Linked DNA regions of Homo sapiens: region 1 is linked to region 2. Evidence: chromatin loops called from intact Hi-C (ENCODE). Cell type or tissue: natural killer cell. All regions are shown on one strand.

Evidence for each region. Peaks named below come from ENCODE experiments on the same cell type or tissue, not always from the same donor. Only the 100,000 strongest peaks of a DNase experiment are listed, where the experiment ranks them.
Region 1: it touches region 2 in a loop (4-fold over the local background); 1 of 110 quality-filtered maps calls a loop at or near these places.

Annotation. Positions count from the first base shown.
Region 1 is chr3:47,036,683-47,039,182 of GRCh38, reverse strand. It overlaps SETD2 (SET domain containing 2, histone lysine methyltransferase), which reads left to right. Exons shown (of 21, transcript NM_014159.7): 18 at 1,406-1,517. Among named protein-coding and RNA genes, the nearest start is that of NBEAL2, 58 kb to the right of the region's middle. In natural killer cell, no CTCF peak of the experiment used is centred here; a DNase peak (open chromatin) is centred at 1,132; H3K27ac peaks cover 999 bases.
Region 2 is chr3:46,947,328-46,949,827 of GRCh38, reverse strand. The region is part of intron 1 of CCDC12 (coiled-coil domain containing 12); the gene reads left to right. Among named protein-coding and RNA genes, the nearest start is that of CCDC12, 28 kb to the left of the region's middle. RefSeq lists a silencer at 1,295-1,589. In natural killer cell, no CTCF peak of the experiment used is centred here; DNase peaks (open chromatin) are centred at 487, 1,357, 2,057 and 2,427; H3K4me3 peaks cover 650 bases; H3K27ac peaks cover 2,500 bases.

The DNA of each region.
Region 1 (2,500 bases), 89 kb before region 2:
CCCATCTTTTCTAGGTTTTCTTTATCTGGTAGCTAAGAACAGACATGTATATATTTGTTCAGTTTCTATAATAACATCCTTAGCTGCTTGTGGTTCTTTTATTATGGTAGAAATCTTGAGCCTTTTAAAATAAATGAGTTCCATAGGTCAGAGGTAAGCCTATTTTTACAATAGTCTATATATATGTATATACACTGATTTATATCAAGTGTCTTTAATGTTGTTATGTTGTTGACTGAAGATTGATGTGGTGGTAAAGCAGAAGACTGTAGTGACAAGACTGACCTGCCAGATTTGTTAGATCCTTTGAGGCTTTTGACATTTTAAGTCACTGTCCTCATAACATTCTCTGTTACAGCTGGCTTCAGACTCCTGAACGTGAATATCCTTACTTCCACTTTTTATCCTACAGATCTTTTTTAAAAAAGAAAAATCTTTGCTTGCTTATTTTCAAAATGACTGTAAACATTTAAAGGGTTAACATGGCCGAAACCTTCTTTTTGCAGTCGGTCGGGAATATTTTTAGCAGAGGGTACAAGTTTTTGTTTTTTTTTTTGTTTGTTTTTTAAGACAGAGTTTCACTCTTGTTGCCCAGGCTGGAGTGCAATGGCACGATCTTGGCTCACTGCAACCTCCGCCTCCCAGGTTGAAGTTATTCTACTGACTCAGCCTCCTGAGTAGCTGGGATTACAGGCGCCCGCCACCACGACTGGCAAATTTTTTGTATTTATAGTAGAGATGGGGTTTCACCGTGTTGGCCAGGCTGGTCTCGAACTCCTGACCTCAGGTGATCCACCTGCCTCAGCCTCCCAAAGTGCTGGGAGTACAGGCATGAGCCACCATGCCTGGCCAGGGGTACAAGTTTTTAACCTGTACGTATTTTTCTTGTCAGTCATTAAACCAGAGGGGCAGAACTATTAAAAAGAAAACTCCTAAAGCAAGGGATAATTTTCTCACGTGGTCAAGGACTGTGAGAGGTGTTACATGATTTATTTTGCTCCATTTATATGCTAGGTACAGTCACTGTTTACCTCTTCATCTACAGAGGGGTGACATAGGCAGGGACCTATTTCCTGTACATTTTAGGCTTTGCCCAGTCTTATTTGCATGACATTAAGAGTCAGGTGAGAGACAGACAGGATGTTTGGGTTTACTGCTCTCTTTGACACCCAGTCAGTGTTGCCACATCATTGCCCACAGAAATACAGTCATTGAAGAGGGGCATATCTCTGTGCTAGAATCATTGCTGTTAGGAAGATAGAAAAAGTTTGTCTTTAACTCATGGAGCTGACTTATTCTATGTCTTATTGTATGTTGTATTTTATGTATGTATGAGCAGTGATGTTTATGTCAGGATTCTCTGTTTCCTAGCCCTGACAGCATGGCTGTTTTTGTCTCTTTCTAGGCAGACTCAGTGGGATCCTCCTACTTGGGAAAGCCCAGGAGATGATGCCAGCCTTGAGCATGAAGCTGAGATGGACCTGGGAACTCCAACATATGATGAAAACCCCATGAAGGTGAGTGTGGCTTACACATGTATTTCCTGATCATTTGGGAGTCCGTCCAAGACCATCCCGCATGGTCTTGGGATTCTTTTTTCTTTATTCTGAAAAATAAGTGAGTGACTATGCATGTATCAAGGTGTAGAGATGAAGTCAGGGAGAAAGAATGGCCTTTTTACATATACACCATGGAATACTATGCAGCCATAAAAAATGATGAGTTCATGTCCTTTGTAGGGACATGGATGAAACTGGAAATCATCATTCTCAGCAAACTATCGCAAGGACAAAAAACCAAACACCGCACGTTCTCACTCATAGGTGGGAATTGAACAACGAGAACACATGGACACAGGAAGGGGAACATCACACTCTGGGGACTGTTGTGGGGTGGGGGGGAGGGGGGAGGGATAGCATTAGGAGATATACCTAATGCTAAATGACGAGTTAATGGGTGCAGTACACCAACATGGCACATGTATACATATGTAACAAACCTGCACGTTGTGCACATCTACCCTAAAACTTAAAGTATAATAATAATAAAATAAAAAAATATAAAAAATAATCCCATTACAACCCTGAATCCCTTTTCAAAAAAAAAAAAAAAAAAAAAAAAAAGAATGGCCTTTTTTAGACATTGAGAGACTCAGATGCATACTAACTACTTACTCATTTGAGGGAGATATATGGCCAAGAATTGTGATGGGTGTTCAAAACACCCATTACTATGATCGCTTCAGGGCCTCTCTTGTTCTCTTTGCCTTTTTTTTTTAAATGAGACGGAGTCTCACTCTGTTGCCCGGGCTGGAGTGCAGTGGTACAATCTCGGCTCACTGTAACCTCTGCCTCCTGGGTTCAAGCAATTCTCCTGCCTTAGCCTCCCGAGTAGCTGGGACTACAGATGTGCACTCCACGCCCGGCTAATTTTTGTATTTGTAGTAGAGACAGGGTTTCACCATGTTGGCCAGGCTGGTTTTGAACTCCTGACCACAGGT
Region 2 (2,500 bases):
CTCGAACTCCTGACCTTATGATCCACCTGCCTTGGCCTCCCAAAGTGCTGGGATTACAGGCGTGAGCCACTGTGCCCGGCCAGCAGGCAGTTTTTCATGGTGCAGGGTCATGCGGGACCCTGTACCACATGGTGGACCCAAGTTGCCTTGTATAATCCTCACATGCCCCTGTTAAAGTAGTGCCAGCCCCACTTTGACAGGGGAGGAGACAGAGCCTCAGGGAGGTCCCACCACTGGTAAGCAGTGTGTCCTGATGTTCCCACCACCTGCCCAGTCCAGGGCTGCAGGCTGGGCTTCCTGCATACCACAGTGCCCCTACAGGGAGGACCCTGGAGGGAGTTTGGAGCCAGGCCAGACTTCCCAGAGGAACTCGTCCAGTCTGGCTGCATATGAAGGAAGGGGAAGAGACTGGTCTTTGCCCTGCCCTCTGTGTGACCTTTCAAGAGGTTATTTCCTGCTGGGGCCAGTGTGGGTGAAGTCTCAGGGCAGTGGGAGGGGCCTTTTGCATACTAATGGTTCTGGTTGTTCCCTCTGCTCTCTTCCCCCTCCGTCCCTCTGTCCCCACTGTCACTCATCCTTTAAGGTGACACTTCCTTTGGAAAGCCTCTGTAGACACCTCTTAATGCCACCCAAAAAAACACTGCCTTCCCTGGCTGTTGACACCTTCCCTTTTCCCCTGTGGGTCACCACCCCCTTGAGAATCTGAAGAGCTCCAGATTTCTCATCCACTAAGATTCACCTTCTCACACTCGCCTGTGTTTCTGTCTGGTCATTGACCTCTGGAATCTGTGCACCGAGGATAAGAACCCCTGCCCTGCTCTGTGGGCACTAGGTGCCTACTCGTTCCTCTTCCTCCTCAGTACCCAGCATGGAGTATCTGAGTACAGCATGGAGTACCACAGGGGAGCCAGTCAGTATTTGTCGACTGATAAAGTCTGCTGGAGGAGCTCTGTAGTGCCTCCCTTGAGCACTTGCAGCAAGAATAGGATCAGAGTTGACTTGGGCTGGCTCCCCACACTCCTGACAGACACATGGAGGATATCTGGGCAGGGCCGTGTGACGGGCCTGGCGAGGAGCTGCACTAGGCATGCCGTGGCCTGGCCCTTGAGGTGCCATATGGATGGTGGGGCCCAGCGTGCCTCTCTTCTGAGTGGAGCGGGCCCTCCTTTCCACCGCTGAGGGCACCTTGACAGGTGCTATCCCTTGGCACCAACCTTCGTCAGGCCTTGGGTGTCAAGCCTCACCGTTAGAATGCCTGAAGGCTGCCACACCCTTTCTCTTTGTCCCCTAAGTGCCACCACCTTTTTGTCAAAGGCGCCTTCCTTCCCCCAGTGAGTCACCAGCAGAACCTCAGTTGTTTCTGCTCCTCCCTGTCTCCCCACAGCGTTGAGGCACCTCCTTGTTCTAGTCCACCGCTGTTGACCTAGTTCCCGTCCTTATCTCCAGTCCTTATCTCTAGCCTCGCTGTTCTCCCAGCCTCCCGCTCAGCGCTTTGTTCTTGCTCTGCTCAGAAGCCTTTAGGGAACACATGAACCCACAGGAGAGCAGTGGCTCTTAGCTAATCCCAGCCTCTTGGATGGTAGTCACCACCTGTTCCTGCTGACTCTTGGTGAAGCACTGAATGGGGAATCAGATCTGTCTACACTGCACAGATCATCTGACGTCATCTCCTAATGTCTTGGTGAAGCAGGTATTACAACACTGCCCTGTCTGCTTACAGGATTGCTGAGAACATCTGATAAGGATGATGGGCATGGGAGCTTCCCATGACCTCTGCAGAGGCACACCGTTCTGGGCCTGTGCCCCGCTGGCTTTTCTGCAGCCCTTTCCTTCCTGCCCTGGCCTGATTCTCCCTGTTCTTCAGGCTCCCTAAGCTGCAGGCTTTTCTCCTTCATCATTTCCTTGTAATGGTGATATGATGTCAGTATGATTATCCTCATTTTTGTAGATGAGGAAACTGAGGCCAGACAGGTCATATAACTTGCCCAAGGTCACACAGCCAAGATGAAATGGAGCTGGGATTTCCCCGCTCCTGTGCACTCCTCTACCACAGTGCTGTGCCTGCTGTAGTTGGTGTCAGGCCTGTGGGTGCAAACTGGTACAACAAACGTCTGCCCTCTAGGAACTCTTGGTCTGGTCAGCAGATAGAGTGGATACTCGGACCAAGTCATCCTAGCAGCACATTGAGTGCAGGGGACCCAGAGTGAGGAGCTCTGCAGCCTGACGAGATCTCAGCCTGCCCAGGAGAAGCAGAGTCTCTCCCCCTTTCCCCCTGCCAGTCTCTGGGCAGTAGAGATCTGTGCAGTTTCTGGTCCCAGGCATGGTGGTGTTCAGCTCACTTCTTATCACTCCATCTTCAGGGTGAGTCAGACTCCGGGTGACTGCCCTACCCGCTAAGTGCCCTTGGAACACAGCTCCCACCACGGCAGCACCCGACAGGAAGTCCCTCCACCCCGGCATGGGGCTGCAGTGGCCCTGAGGATGGGCACAAGGTGACACT